Regions from separate parts of the Mus musculus genome. Here region 2 is linked to region 1. A link is a loop called in an ENCODE intact Hi-C map of the cell type or tissue named here. Cell type or tissue: heart. All regions are shown on one strand. Region 1 overlaps Mboat2 (membrane bound O-acyltransferase domain containing 2). Region 2 overlaps Mboat2 (membrane bound O-acyltransferase domain containing 2).

What was found. Hi-C counts contacts between places; a loop is a spot of excess contacts. Peaks named below come from ENCODE experiments on the same cell type or tissue, not always from the same donor. Only the 100,000 strongest peaks of a DNase experiment are listed, where the experiment ranks them.
Region 2: it touches region 1 in a loop (2.9-fold over the local background); 3 of 42 quality-filtered maps call a loop at or near these places.

What each region holds. Positions count from the first base shown.
Region 1 is chr12:24,841,191-24,849,190 of GRCm38, forward strand. All of the region lies in intron 1 of Mboat2 (membrane bound O-acyltransferase domain containing 2), which reads left to right. Among named protein-coding and RNA genes, the nearest start is that of Mboat2, 14 kb to the left of the region's middle. In heart, CTCF peaks have their summits at 119 (motif pointing right) and 4,421 (motif pointing left); no DNase peak of the experiment used is centred here; H3K4me3 peaks cover 332 bases; H3K27ac peaks cover 2,171 bases.
Region 2 is chr12:24,889,895-24,897,894 of GRCm38, forward strand. The region is part of intron 3 of Mboat2 (membrane bound O-acyltransferase domain containing 2); the gene reads left to right. Among named protein-coding and RNA genes, the nearest start is that of Mboat2, 62 kb to the left of the region's middle. In heart, no CTCF peak of the experiment used is centred here; DNase peaks (open chromatin) are centred at 4,157, 4,307 and 5,627; H3K27ac peaks cover 2,947 bases.

The sequences.
Region 1 (8,000 bases):
GTAGTGTCCCTTGCCTATATAAAGCAAGACCCTCCAGAAGGACTCCTTTGGAGTAATGTAATTCTTGTTTCTACCACCCCATCCTGTCCAGAGCAAGCCTAGCGTGGCCAGCAGGGGGTGAGGTTTTGGAAGATGCTTTCAGGTCACCCCAAAGGAACAGACTAACTGGTATCCTTGGGGCACGAGGAAAGTTCTGTTTAGCCATTGACAGCTGCCCACCAGATTTAACACACACCCTGACCAACTCTCCGTGTCTTGAACTACAATCTGCTGGTGATCGATCAGTAGTGATTAAGTAGAACACATCTAACTTAATTACCTACAATGACATTCTAGATGTTAACCAGGGATAGAAGATTGCTTGACATCAGAAGTTGAGCAGACTCTGGGGGTCATGGTTGGTGGTTGGTGTCCCTGTGAGATGACCAGGTCAAGGGGTTAGATGTAATGGCTCATCCCACTCTCTCCTCCTACTTCAAGTGCCCAGAGGGCAGGCGAGGAGTGGAGCTGCCCGTGCATCTGCTTCATGTGCAGCTGGGAAAGGGCACCCCTCCCCACCTCTGCTAATGGTTGCCGCAAAGGAATGTTGGCTTGGTGCCAAAGCTGCCTTTTCAAAGGGAAGCTGGGAATTTGGTTTTCCAATGGAAGCATGATTTTTAAATTTTGGATAATAATTTTTATGTTTCCCCATTTTAAGTCCCAGTAATGTCTCTAGATTAGGTTTAGCTAAATGGCTACTTGGAATTATGAGTTTATTATATTGGGAGTCCACTCTGAAGGGTGCTAACTGTATTCCGAGGCTTAGGAACTTTGACAGAGTGGATTAAAGCTAAAGTGGGGCTGGAAGCACCTCTGTGACTCGTAGCAGTATTGGGGGGCAGCCCTCATACTTCACTGTTTCATAAGTTGAACCCTGGGTTGACCCCGGGAAGTTTCCAGTTAAATTGCATTTGGCTGAAATGGTCGCATGTTGGATTTCATCTTGAAAGTTAGTATCCTGCTAAAAATGAAGGGCTGACATTTCATGCTATTGTTATTTTTATTCATTTTGTAGATCGAGGTATTCATACTTACTAATTGTTGTCAAAATTATCTTATGGAGTAAGGCATTAAAAAAGTGTAGCTAGTGAGAAATCAATTACTATTTGGAAAGGCCTTTGTTGTCTTACACGCTGTCGTTGGTATTTCCAGTTTTTCTTGAATGTATATTGATTTGGGGCCAGAGTGTTTTTATCACGTGATAACTTTTCAGGCTTTGGAATTTAAGTTTAATCCCCAGGCTGCTTCACAGCCGAGTGCTAGCGTGCCTTTTTAAATACTAAGTCTGACACAGCTGTTCGTATTAGCTGCATCCCCAGAATAGAAGTGACAGAGATTTTTGGTGTGTGAGTGGAGGACGGGCGAAGGGAAGGGACACTTGGTACCTCTGGAGATAGTCAAGGGCTCCTTAGTAGAAAATGACAATCCTGGGGACTGGCATTGCAGTCCCTGGGTAATGCCAGCTAGTTCTGTCGTCTTTTGTTCTTAGACAATACTCTCAAGCTGCATAATAATTTGGCATCGCGGCCTTGGGCTTTAGCAAGTGGAGATGGTGATATAGTCATCAAAATTGTTGAGCTGTGTGCTAAGATTTTTGATATTCATTGGGGGAGGATTCATTTCTGAAGACTCAGTTTCTTTATAAGATACAAGAAACATACAATAGAGGAGAAATCACAAGCTCCACAAAGCTGTTTGACATAGATGCTGAGTTTTACCACTTAGAACTGTAAAGTAGTGTGTGAGTTTTATTATTTCTGTTTTTATTCACTTATTTTTAAGAGTATGACATTGGGTAGGAGATATGTGAGTCCAGGTTTTTGTTTTTAAAGTCCTACTTGGAATATCAGAGCTAAAAGATGTTACAGACCCTTTCAACAAAGAAAAAAACAGCCTGGGACAGCGCCAGAAATCTGCTCTTGGAGTCTTTTCCCCTTTTTTGTATTTGTCAAAAGTGTGAACCTCTAGAGAATGATGAGCATATTAGAGTTCTATTTCTTGTTTTGTCTATAACTCCAGATTTGGTAAATGCTTGGCAGGGGAGTTAGCTTATAAAATGAAGGAGAAAGGCGGCACCAGGTCAGTTTGCCCTGGTTAGACGGGTGGCCCCGGCCAGCAAGCAAATACCTGCCTCAACTTCATAGTATAAGCAGTGTAAGCAGTGTGTGGCCGGCCAGGCGTGGAAAAGGAAGGGGGACTGTTCTGTGTCTTGCTGTTATTATATCAGGAAAGATAGACTGTGATACAAACCACGAACCTTGGATCTTGAGCTCAAGTAGGCTTGCCTCTGACCAGAGACACCATCCTGGACTGTGTAGATTTGGCAAGTGTTGTCTGTGTCAAAGTTAGTGATTGTATCCTGCCTGACGAGTTTGCTATTACTTAAGATGGTGAGAATTACCATTTGTTAGTAAAGATGGTGGCAGAGGATAAGTTTCTTATTTATTGAGTGCCATAGGTCAGTGCTATGAATCAGGAGCTGTAGTAAGTCCTGGAGAGATACGGAGAGCAGGGGCATACTTAGTGGGCGAGACGGACTGACAGATATTTACAGCATGTGAATCAGAGTCAGAAGACAGCTGTGTTAGAGTTTGGATAAGACTGCCACAGCAGTGACCCAGAGAGAGAGGGAGAGGGCAGGGGGAGGGAAGAGAGAGGAGGGAGAGCCCCACAGAACAGTTGTGGCATAAACTGCACATGGATGATATCTGCTCCACCTGCTGATATAAAGTCCCTTGTTTCATGTCACAGGTGTTACCAGCCACACTGAGGCTGGCTCATGTTAGGCAGCTGGGTTTGTATGAGAGTCCCCTGCAGCCCTTGTTAAAACAGTGGTTTTCCATAATGGCTGTGTTAATTTACATTTCCGCCCACAGTATGCTAGGATCCCCTTCCCCCATGTCCACGCCCGCACTTGGGTCTCCTGTGTCTTTGATGATAGAGCTCTTCTTGCTGGAGTGAGGTGGCATTTCTCCGTCTCTCCGGTGCCTTTGATTTGCATTTCCCTGATGATGAGTGATGTTGAACATTTGTACTAAGAAAATTTTACACGGGACAACAGTATCATCCGGCAGTTGTACAACTGTGTGTAAATGCAGAGGAAACGAAATCTGCGTGTTGAAGAAACATCTGCATTCCCGTGATTATTGCTGCGTTAGTCACAATAGCCAAGAAATGGGAACACCCCAGGTGTCTGTCTGTCAACCGATACGTGGAGGAAGAGAATGTGCTACATATACACAGGGGAATCCTGTCTGCATACACACATGGGAATCCTGTCTAGTCGTACAAAGAGTGAAACCATGCCTTGTATGGTAGCATGGGTGGAACCAGAAGATGTTATTGTCAGTGAAATAAGCTGGGAGAGAAGGAGGTGCATTGTGAACTCACTTTAAAAGTCCACCTCGGAGTGCGTAATGGCTCCCAGCATGTGAGGATCCAGTGTGCTGATGCACAGAAGGTAACTATAGGTAACAGTGATGGGCTGCGTATTTCAGAAAGCCAAAGGGAGAGGCGTTGATGTTTGCACCATAAAGAAATGCTGTCTGAGGGGGCGATAAAATAAGTGTGACCCAACGGAAACTCTGTACAACCTATGTGTGTATTGTCACATGGTATTCCACACATAGGGATGTTTTCAAAGTTCTCGTGTGTCAGTGAAAATTAAATGTAAAGTAAGTGTGTGGGCTATACCATCAGGGGTTCTGATTTAGTGAGGCGGAGTTGGATGGTTGGTTGTGTCTTAAGTTTATAGGTGATGCTGTCATAGTTCCCAGACATTCATTGGATGAGAAAGATAGGGGTCCCTGCTTACATGGCACAGACATTTACTTCTGCTCATGGTGCTTTGCAAGACCTTTGAAACATGGAAATGGAGCTGAGGGTGGCTAGGAGCTATAGCCAGCTGCAGCTCTGGTACAGTGGAGCCACTGGGCAGGCTTGCCTCAGCCTGGACCCATCTAAGGTGTGTGTGTGTGTGTGTGTGTGTGTGTGTGTGTGTGTGTGTCGGTGTGTGTTCATATATAGAACATAAGTGTGTTGCTCAGGCTGAAGGATACATTCTTTTTTTTTTTTTTTTTTTTTTTTCAGGCTTCTCGGAGCAAAAATACAACTTGCAGAGAGGAACAGTGTTTGTGTAACACGGGCTCACTCCTTCAGCAAACATTGGCCATGTGCTAGGCTTTTCAGTTTCAGAGAGTAGAGAAAGAGTAGGCAGGGTCTGATGATAGGGCTAATTAAAAGCCAAACACTGGGGCTGGAGAGATGGCTGGCGGGTTAATAGCACTGACTCAAGACCTAAGTTTGATTCCCAGCATGCACAGACTACTCACAACTGTCTGTAACTCTGGTTCTGTGTGGAATCTGCCCCTCTCTTCTGCCCTCTGCAGGCACCAGGCGTGGATGAGGTACACAGAGAGGCATGCAGGGGAAAACACACACCCTAAAACAAACCCCATTGCACCTGACATTCAGGAGCCAACCTGTGCTTACTTACCGAGAGGAAGGTGTTTATGCCTCCCGGTCTCTGTGTGCACAGAGCTATGACACTCCAAGTGCTCTGTGGATGGCGCTGCTGTTGTCAGGCAGCCTTTTATGCAAACTGTCTGTTTGCAGAAATAACACTTCCTGGGGAAACCTCTGGCCTGGGTGGGCTGACTGCCACTTGAATGCCCCTGGATGTCACACTTGTTCCCATTGTGAAGGCATCCGTTTCCATTTTCCAGGTAGTTGTGGTTGCTTACAAAGTTTCTGGATAAATTCACAAGTGTCCCAAGTAGCTATCTTCCCAGTTACCTTCTAGAGAGTTGGGGCACCTCTGATTCTCATCTCCTGCAGCTGGTTGGTTATGAATGATTACATTTTAGTGGGCTAGGTGTCAGGCAGTGCCTTGGGCTTTCTCACGAGCGGACATTTATGTCTCTGGTGGGGTAGGGTCAACGTCTGAAAGCCTAGTGTTTGAGCACTCTTTGCTCATTTGAAAATGAATTCATCAGTTTGCCTTGCTGTTTACTAAAAGGCACCAAAAAGACCAAAGTTGTTGGTTTAGCACTGGGCACGTTCTCAAAACTAATTCTGAGGAGATGGGCCCCAAGCATCTTTCCTGTAGACTTAGCGGGCTCATATCTGAGCTAGCTCACGTGAGCTAAGAGGTGTAAGAAGAGTGGACTATGGGAAAAGCTTGTATAAGTCTGTTAAAAGAGGGACTCAACCCTGCAGGGGTCCAGTCTTCACCTGGTGTTAGGATGGTGTTAAAGCCACACCCAGGCAGATCACCGGAGACCCTCTCATTATTCCTGCAAACAGTTGTTTGTCTTTCTCAGATCCATACAATGTAAGATTCATAGAATGTCAGAGGAGTTCTGACTGTTGACTTCCGGACTGTTGACTTCCGGGTTAATGAGAACTGTGGATGTTAGGGTGCCCCCCCCCCCCATGCCTCCCCTTTCTTCACATTGCTTACATGGTTTTTGTTACTCATGTGTTTGAGGTTTTTTTTTTTTTTTCTTTTGAGAGATTGTTCTGGCAGAGCTACCATTTTGCTTTTAACCCACAAGATAAGAAGAATTCACCAACAGCTTTTTCACGAAGGACCGTTTTTATGACAACTGAAACCAACAATCAGAGGCAGTTCTCGAAGTTCATTTAATGCTAGCACATGAAATGGTTTCACAAACGGGAATATTAGGGACAGTAATTTTACAGGAAAATAAGCGTGTCTTAAAGGATCTAAGGTCCTTGCTGAGGTGGTTTGTGTGAGTCCTCTCTCGATAGTCATTTGTTTTCCATTCATAGCCCTGTCTTCATTAGCTACCATGGAATTTTACTCTTGTAGAGACAAGTGGACTTGTAGGTTAACTGGTAGCTGGTGAATGTATCAGACACAGAGGTGATTTGCATGCTGAATTGCATACATAATGATTATATGTATTTGAAGCTAATATTTGTTAACAATAAATATGCACGATATGCATAGTTTATATAACTATTTTCTGATCAGAAATGATGGCAGCTTGGACTGTGTGTAGATGACTACTGATCACTGTGGACTTAGGGCAGCTTTGAGTGACTAGGAGGCAAGTAGTAGCCAGAGCCAAAGCCAAAGCAGAGTCGTGGACTTGGGCTCAATGACAGAGCAAACCCAAACTTCAGTCCCTCTGAAGAAGTGAGATGAAGTTAGCTATTTCGTGTTCTGACCCCTCTGTGAGTATTGGCACATGTTCATTTCCATTTTGTCTGTTTTGATATTACTGCTCAAGTAGGGATCTGAATTTACATTGTATTTTTTAACCTGGTATAGAAGATTATGTCTCTATTGTATAACCTACAAAAGTAGTTAAGTAAGGAGATTTCAAAATCAAGCATTATTCTCCATCCACAGACAATTTCCTAGACTTACTAAAGTTACTACTGTGTGCGCGCACGCTTGTGCACCACAGAACACAGAGGGCCGCTCTCAGGACTTGGTATCACCTTCCACTTCCACGTTTCCCCTGGCCCACTTACTCAGAGCTAGCTGGCCCCGGAGCTTCTGGGTGAGTCTTCTGTGTCTATCTCCCATCCCGAGGTGGAGTGCCGGGATTCCAGGTATCAAACTCATCTGGCCTGTGTGGCGAGAAGTCTTCGGAGCCATCTTGCCAGCCTGTTAACGTGTTTTACTTTCTTTAGAGGGAATAGGTAGAGTTAAACAGAATTAGGCTCACGTGGAATGTGTTGTTTTTGTGAACTTGGTTTTTGATTTAACATTGAGAAAAGTCAGTGCTTTCTAAAGTATGTGTGGTGGTGAGCTATACATTGTGTTATTCCTCAGTTTGTAATCTCCACTGTCCAGAGCTTGCAGGAGGTTTCTTAGGCCTGTACTGCTTGCGTCTGTTACTCTCTCAGGAAGAGGTTTCTTGAGTTTAAAGTGACTCGGAAAATCACTAGTTGTTTTTTCAAACTTATTTAACATTGAACTTTTCAGTTGTTACAGTTTATTGGTTTCAATATTTTCACTGCTCTGGGCTCTCCATGCCTCTGCCTTGTAGACGAGGTTCTGCTCTGTAGGACTGGACTGCTCGGCTTGTGTGGCCCAAGGTGCCTCCCCCACAGTGCCTGGGACTTGGTGACCTGGATGGGAGGACTAGGGACTTGCTTTATCAAGCTGTGTGGCCAGCTCTTCTTTGGCCTTGGCTGAGAGGGATCCTTAGGCTATGTTCTCTGTCCATGTTTATTTACCAGAGAACGTTTCCTGTATACCGAGCCTTGTGCCAGCCTCTGCAGATATTTGACACATGTTTAGGTGTAGTTTTATGATGATGGTATTTTAAATTTTGTAAAAATTGGACCAAATTAATTAAGCCTCCAAATCACTGATCGTTCTATCAGCATAAAAACAAACAAAAGTCCGAAGCATGCTGTTACCTCTAAGCAGGTCTGAGAGTTTCATCATTATGCCTCAGTTATTGGTACTGTTTCTTCATAAGGTTCACTCTGGGATCTCATAGTGCATTGTGGCTGGCTGGTGATCTTCAGGGGTGCTGAGAGCCACCTGCAGCAGCACTGCTGTCTGAGCTGTCTGCTTGTGTGGCCCAAGTCACTGTAACTAGGAGCCATGAACTACACAGATACTGACATCTGGCCCCGTGTCATGTTGCTGATGAGTGGGAACAGCTCTGCTCCTCTTTGGTGTCTGAACTGTGGATGATGAGGGAACGAAGAACTGGCCCGACACTTTGGAATTCAAACACCGGGGAGGTAGAGACACCCTTGGGACTCATGAGCTAACACACACATATGTATACATATACACATGTGCAACATACATATACATCTATACATACACGTATACATGTGCACACATATACAACACACATGCATACATAAACACATATAAGATGCTTACTGGCCAGCATGCAAGTGCACACACAACATACACATGTGCACACAAGCACATGAACACACACACACAGTTGAAAATAAAC
Region 2 (8,000 bases), 49 kb after region 1:
GAGACACTTAAGTGTGGGTTCCTAGATAAAGAATGTTATCTGAATTACGCTAACCGTGCTCACACTGAGTGGTGATCCTCCAGCAGCCATCTGGTAGGCAGAAGCCTCCAGCCATTTGAAAATGTGTCCTCGTGAAGCTAATTAGCAGTGGTTAGTGGCTCAGCAGTAACTCTGTGGGGAAAATATTAACTTCTCTGAGGGTAATCCTGGGATCCTGTGAGAGACAATAACATGTGGCGGGAAGGAAAGTGGACCTCAGTTCTGTTTTCTTTAGCATTCTCTGTGGACCATATTCAAGAGCCTTTTGCTGTCCTACGGAAAGTGCAGGCTCTTTGGGGATAGCTGGCGCTGACTAAATGCTATGTTTCAGTAGGAACTACAGGCACCTCTCCAGTGGGTTTTCTTTTTCTTTTTTATACTTCCCTATTCATAGGTCATGTTGCCACAGTTGCTATATATCAGGCATTGTGCCAAGCTCAGCCACTATCACCCACTAGTGACACCCTTCATGTGGGTGTGGCTTACCCATTCCACCAAGGTAACTTTCTAGTCTTGAAAATAATAATCATATATTACTTACAAATGAGGTAGTTCTAATAACTAAAGTGTGACTACTGCTTGTTAATGAAGTATAAAGATTCATCTTTGGGCTTTGAGTATATCCAGAAACTAATAGTACCTTTGTCCCAAGAGTCTCTAATTCATGACTGAATATTGAAAAAAAAAAAAAAAAAGGGCTCGTGCAAGCATTGTGATGGATGGGTGGGTGATGGCAGGGAAGCCTGTTACTTGTTTTGATGCAGTGCCGTTTGTATAAGACTGGTGTTTTATGTCAGCCTCATGGAAGCTATTCTCATTGAGAGGAGGGAGCCTCAATTGAGAAAATGCCTGCATAAGATCCAGCTGTAGGACATTTTCCTTAATTAGTGATCGATGGGGAGGGCACAGCCCATTGTGGGTGGTGTCATCCCTGGGCTGCTGGTCCTGGGTGCTATAAGAAAGCAGGCTGAGCAAGCCAGTGAGCAGTGACCCTCTGTGGCCTCTGCATCAGCACCTGCCTCCAGGTCCCTGCCCTCCTTAAGTGCCTGTCTTGACATTGATGAAGAACAATGCCTGGAAGCATAAACCCAATAAACTCTTCCCTCCCTTGCTGCTGGTTATGGTGTTTCATCACAACGGTAGAAAAGGTTTTCAAGGAAAACAAGTGTGGATGCTGGGTTATTATTTTCTTTTGAGTTTCAGGTAAGAACTGCAGTTGTATTGGAAGGCTGTGGTTACTAGATGGCTTCTAGAGGACTGCCTACTAGATGCCTACGAGATAGCTCCACCCCTTGTGGTGTGGTACATCTTGTCTACCTCTGATAGGTGCACTTTCTAGTCATTGTCGGGAAATGGATTGAACAGGAGGAGCCTTTGGACTGTGACGTGGAACCTGAGCTTCATGTGACTGAGCGCTTTGGTATTTTTAAAGACCACATCTACCTGTGTAGGAAATGCAGGCGAGGAAATGGGAGTTTCCTCAGGTGGAGTCACTTGAGCAAAGTCACAGAACTGTGTGAGAGGTCTCAGAGGTGGGACTTAAGGGGGACACAGAGGCAAATTGCTGAGGGTGTGGCGTTTACTAGGGGAATCATTAATGCCATGAGCGGACACACAGGTAGTCCGTAGCGTGGAGGGGCTCTGAACACTGGAGCATCAGGAGCTCTGAAGAGAGGATGGCAGAGCCCACATGGTGTGATGAAAGCCAGCAGCCCCGCTCTCTGACACCCAGACAGAAGGCAGGGAGTGCGGTGGGAAGCTGGATGTGTGGCTACTAATACCTGCTTGGATGTGAACTCACATCCCCAGGCAAGAAACCCTGGGACCGAGAAGTCCCTTAGCCAGAGACTCACAGGTGTTTCTCAGTGGGTGCCTCTCAGCATCTGAGGGGGCAGGGGGTGCTGCAGATGGCAGCAGCTGGATTCTAACATTACATTCTCAGACCAAGGAGGTCTCTGAACCCCACCCATGTTGCTGGGAGTTGTTAATTTGTTTACGGAATCTTTTTGTTTGTTTGTTTGTTTGTTTGTTTGTTTTGTTTTGTTTTTTCGAGACAGGGTTTCTCTGTATAGCCCTGGCTGTCCTGGAACTCACTCTGTAGACCAGGCTGGCCTCGAACTCAGAAATCCGGCCTGCCTCTGGATTAAAGGCATGCGCCACCACACCCGGCTTAAAGAAACTTTTTATTTAAACAAAAAGGTTTTTCTTTGCTTACCAGCTAGCATAAACTTCGAGATACATCATTTGAAAGAAAAGCAGATACCATCGAGTTACTGTGTGTGACATTTTTTGATATCAGATTCCTGAGAATGTAGCATCTGGGGTGTCTTCGGAAAAGATTTAATCTTTAACTAAGTGCTTGAGTAGCAGTGGTCTCCAGTTTTAGACTCCACAGTTTAATTCAAAACTGTCCAGAAGTTTTGAAATGCTTTGCTCGATTAGTAAATTTGTAATAAATATAGATTTCGTAAACATACCAGAAATATAATTTTAAAACAAATCTGTGTAGGAAAAAAAATAGTGACTTTTTATTATTGCCAGCTTATTCCACCCTCCATATTTAAGTGCTCATGGAAGGAAGGGCGAAGCATGACAGAAAGCATTTAATGACCTAAAAACCTGCCTGGCACTTAGGTGAAGGGGATTAGAAAGGTGAGCATCCACTTCCCATGATGAAAGCCCAGCAGTTGTTTAAATAGAGCCCGGGCAGGAGGTAGGGTGGCTTATCTTTTCCTGACCTTGACCTTGGCCCAAGGTTGCAGCCTGAGCAGCTCCTTCTGTCGAAAGGAGATAACCGAAGTCCAGGCTGGATCTGGCCCTTCTGCCTTTCTGAGTTTTCTGTAATCTTGTCCCTTATTCATATCTTGGAAACCGTTTCCTTTTGCTACACCAAAGATGAGAAGCTGCTATTAGACTGTAGAATATAAGGTCCACCTGTTGTCTAGCTCTCTGAGACATTAGAGCTCTTTCTTTGTAGCTACTTACATTGTAAAGCAGAAAATGTCAGTCCTGCAGAACTATTGTGACTGGGTTACTCCCTGGTAGGCTTAAGTGTTTCAAGGGTTCTGGTTTTCCTTGGTAAATTGGAGGAGGCCTGAGGAATGATTGACTGAAAATACTGTCAAAGACAGAAACATGTTTTCTTTTTGTCTTAGTTAGGGTTTAACTGCTGTGAACAGACACCGAGACCAAGGCAACTCTTATAAAGGACAACATTTAATTGGGGCTGGTTTACAGGTTCAGAGGTTCAGTCCATTATCATCAAAGTGGGAACATGGCAGCATCCAGGCAGGCATGGTACAGGAGGAGCTGAGAGTTCTACATCTTTATCTGAAGGTTGCTAGCAGAATACTGGCTTGTAGGAAGCTAGGATGAGGGTCTTAAAGCCCACACCCACTGTGACACACCTACTCCAACAAGACCACACGTACTCCAACAGGGCCACACTTTTCTAATAGTGTCACTACCTGGGCCAAGCATATACAGATTGTCACACTTTTATTTCTTCCTTTTTTTTTTTTCTCTTTCTTCTTTTTCAAAATTTCAAGTGATCCACATGATGGTTTTTTAAAACCAGTCTCTAGTTTCTGTGATCTATAAATTTGACATCCTCTAGTCATACGAACATGTACACACATCAACTTTAAAAAATAAAAAAAAGGATAATTCTTGAGGCATAAAGATGCGGGGTGGAAAGGAGCCAAGGAAGGGAGGCTGACTGGGCATGTGGCCTCTGCTGGGAGTCTGGTCTGGCCTTTAGGACTTCCCCGGTGAAGAACCTCTGCTTCTGTTTTATCCATTATCCTCCCAGCTTGGGGTACCAGGATGGGGGCCGGGGGTGGGCGGAGGAGAGGACCTCATCTTTGCTCTCTGGTCGTCTGCCTTGTTCTCCTCCAAGAGTCAGGCTAGGAGACAGGAATGAACCCTCCTCCTCTCTCCCCACATCACAGAGCTGCCTTGGCTTCGCTTTCCTCTTGGGTCATTCTGGGCACTGGGCATTTCTAAGCATTTGAGAGAGTGCCCAGCATGTGCTAAGGCCCCAGAGGCTGGCAGTGAGCATTGGCTATTATTCTCTCCCTCCTGACACCTTGGGCCACCATTGCTCCTCTTTGTTCTTGTACCTGGCCACTTGTCAGCTGTCCCAGCTCTGCCCTGTCCTGTGCCCTGGCTGCCCAGGTGGCCTTTCTAAATGTCCTTCTGATCACTCCTCCCTCCTGCTTCAGACTCTGAGTTGGCAGCTTTGCCGAGGCTTTGCGGCTGCCCCGCCTGCCTGTGCACTCTCAGTTCATAGCACTGACTCCTTGGCTGCTGCCAGACCAGCCATAATGAACCGTTTGTAGTTGTATACACACCCCCTACTGTTCTGCACTCTGCTCCTTTGTGTTTGCTGGGCACCCCACCCCCACGTGAATTCCTGCTGGCCTTTCCCAGCCCTGTCTGCCTGACCCTGGAGGGCCCTTTCCCTTCTCTAGTGGAGTGAGTTACTGCTTTGCACAACTGGCAAGCTGCCTGTGTTACGGACGCTGCAGGAGAACCCTTGCTCTCAGGTGGTGTGGCACCACGGCTCAGTCAAGTCCCTTCACCTCGTTGGTTGATGTGACAGACTGTCCAGGTTACCCAGCTCCTGTCACCTCTTTCCTCATTGTTAAGTCAGGAGTAATAGAGATGACGTTCATTGGATTGTCTGAGAATCTAATGAGACCCCTGAATTAGTCAGGGTTGTCTAGAGGAACAGAGCTGATAGAATGTCTGTCTGTCTGTCTGTGGGATTTATTTATTAGAGTGGTTTGTAGGTTGTGGTCCAGCTAGTCCAACAATGGCTGCCTACCCATGGAAAGTCCAAGAGTTTAGTAATTGTTCAGTCCATGAGGCTGGATGTCTCTGCTGGTCTTCACTACCTGCTGGACTCCCAAAGAAGTATGCTCTAATGCCAGTGAAGGAACAAATTTGCCAGTGAGGATGAGGGCGAGCAGGCAGAGTGGCAGCTTCCTTTTCTGCGTCCTTCATTTAGTCTGTCAGCAGAAGGTGTAGCCCAGATTAAAGGTGTGTCTTCTACCTCAGGAGATCCAGATTCAAGGAGGGTCTTCCATTTCAAAAGATTTAATTAGGAAAACTCCCTCCCAGGTGTATGCATCCGCTTGGGTTTTAGACCCCTTGTTAATGTACACAGAATTACATCTCCTTATAGCATGCTTAATTTCCAAATGAAAACAATAACCAGGTCATAATGTTGCCTGACATGATAAAACTATCCCAGGTACAAACCACAAATGTATTATACATTTTAGAATAGGTGACAATGTTTCTTGAGAGACATTCTTTTAGTATCTCAGGATTTAAATATGAGAATCATTGATATTCTTTTAATTGGTGTTATTACATTATGTAATAAATCCGGAAGGGAAATACAGATATCTGCCCAAACACATTCTTAACAAAATGTGACAGAAATACTCAAGCCAATTATAATCGTCTTCCTGCAACTGCATGGCCTTAGCTGGTATTTATAACTACCTTCCTCTACTACTGTAGTCCCTCCATGCTCTGTAAGCACCTCAGAGTCTTGGCTCTTGTCCTGGAGGAGTGACTCATATCTTCATTCCTGAAGGGCCTGTACACTTTGACATCCTGCCTGGATTAGGCTGTTGTAGTCTCCTATTGACTTTTAATCATAGGACGTGGTAGCACCAAGAAGTGCCCTGAAGGCTCTCTGGCACTCCAGACATAATCTTTCTTACCTCCGTTGTGGAGAAGCAGTCCGGTTTCCCCTTGGTAATCTGGACCAGTCACCCCATTATTCCTTTCTTAGCGTGTTGGCTTAATGGCATCAGAAGGCCAGATTGGCCAGGGGTTTGTCTGAGCTCCCGGTTCAGTGAGATGTTTGTTGTGACTCCTGGCAGGGTTGCTCCCCACTCTAGAACCAAAACTTCTAGGTCAGCAGAACTTAAAGTTTTTGCAGTGGGATACTCGGGGTGATGGTCACGGGAATCATCTTCCCCTTCATCCCTTCTGCACCCGTGGATCCCACTGATTGAAGAAATTGTACCACATAGTGGACACATAATGGGGACCCCAGGCCTCTAAGCTGCTGCCACCTAATTGGCCCTGCAATTGTGCTTCGAAAGGCCATTCCATCATTCTGCTTCAGGATGGTGGGGAACATGGCAAGACCAGTGGATTCTAGGACTTAATTGTTTTATTGTTTTATGTACCACCAAAAAAAAAAAAAAAAAGGACCACATGCGGTTGTTGTGAGGGGTATTCTTGATTCCACAGATGTTAAAATGCGAAAACAGTTGGTGCACACCTACAGCCCCAGTCATGCAGAAGTCTGAGGCAGGAGGCTTTAAAAGTCCAAGGCCTGTTGAGACCTACGTAGTAAGTAAGGGAAATGTGGTGCATGCCTTTAATCAGCACTCGGGAGGCAGAGGCAGGCGGATTTCTGAGTTCGAGGCCAGCCAGGGCTACACAGAGAAACCCTGTCTCAAAAAAACAAAACAAACAAACAAACAAACAAACAAAGGATCTCCTCTTAAAATAAGAAAGAGGGAAGGTTTGGAGATGTAGCCTAGTGTTAGAGTGTTTGCTTAGTATGTGCAAGGCCATGTGCTCAGTCCCTGGTAACACAGACAATGAGATAAATACACACACACACACACACACACACGCACATGCACAAAAATGTATGTACTGGGATTGAGTGAGAGAGTTTCCCAGAGCCCCAGGCATGGTGTGCTTTGTACTTGGAAGCCTGTATGTTTGTCTCCTGCATTAGACTCTGGTCTGCAGGTGACACAGACTGTGGCTCCTTCCATGTTGTATTCTCAGAGCCTCGCTGGACAGTGGTACATGGCATCATAGTGGTACACAGCACACCTGTGGAGTTACTGCTCGAGAGCTGACCATCTTCCATCTCAAGCCCCAGATTCTAAGAGGCTTCAACCAGCTCAGTTCTTGCTTAGCTTCAGGTGTCGTCTTCCACTTCCCATCTCTTGGTCCTGGTCTTTACATCATGAGCTGAAACAGATGCAGGAAGCCTTTGAGCTCTATAGGACTGCTGGGATCGCATCTCTCCCTACTGTCTACCTGGGATTTCCCTGAAGTGTGATGGTGTGGGTTGGCTGGAGTTGAAGGAGAAAGTGCCTCCCCTGAGGGTCAGACAGTGACAGACTTCCCTGCCTTAGGCCTAGCTATGCGGTTTGTTGGAATTGACGTCCGAAGGACCCTTTCCAGGCATGCTCTCCAGAGACCTGGTTTTGTAGCAAATAGAATATAGGCTGAAACCTGGATAGCCCCCCTTGAATAATTCTGTTTCTCAGCCATTTCAAGACCACGTCACACTTGTCAGATGTGGGTTTTGATGTCCCCGTGTCTGGTCACATGCTAGGAGAGGCTGAGCTGGAGACTCTTAACTGGATGATACTGAGTCTTGATGTGAGCTACATTGTTATTCTTCACCGTGTGAAAGATTAAAGCAGGCTGCTTCATGCCTACTGCCCACTTCATTTGCATACAGAAAGCAACTTTGGGAATTTTCTGTAAAGAACAAAGTGACTTCATTATGCTACTCAGCCAAGTATGGCAATGGAAGCGAGGTGGTTTGGTTCACTTCTGTAGTAAACGAAGGGCACTGGCTGCATGTCCTAGTCACCCTTCCTGGCTCAGGAAGTCACTCATCACTTATTTGCATGGTTAGGGAGTTGGAAAAGGACAAACAGAATCCCTCACAACTGTGGTTGTGATTCCTTGAGATCTCTTTGTTCCCGCTGAGCCAGCACCTGGTCAGATAGGGAGGGCAGATGACCAGCCAGCTCTGACTTCCCAGCAAGAGCAGAGGTTTTAAGTAGTATAAGATTATCCAGAGTCTGGGAAGGAACTGAGCTGTTCTGTGAGTACATAGTGTTGGAGGTTAGCCGTGTCTGTTTCTCAGTGACAGAGCGTCTGTCCTGTGCGGGGTATCC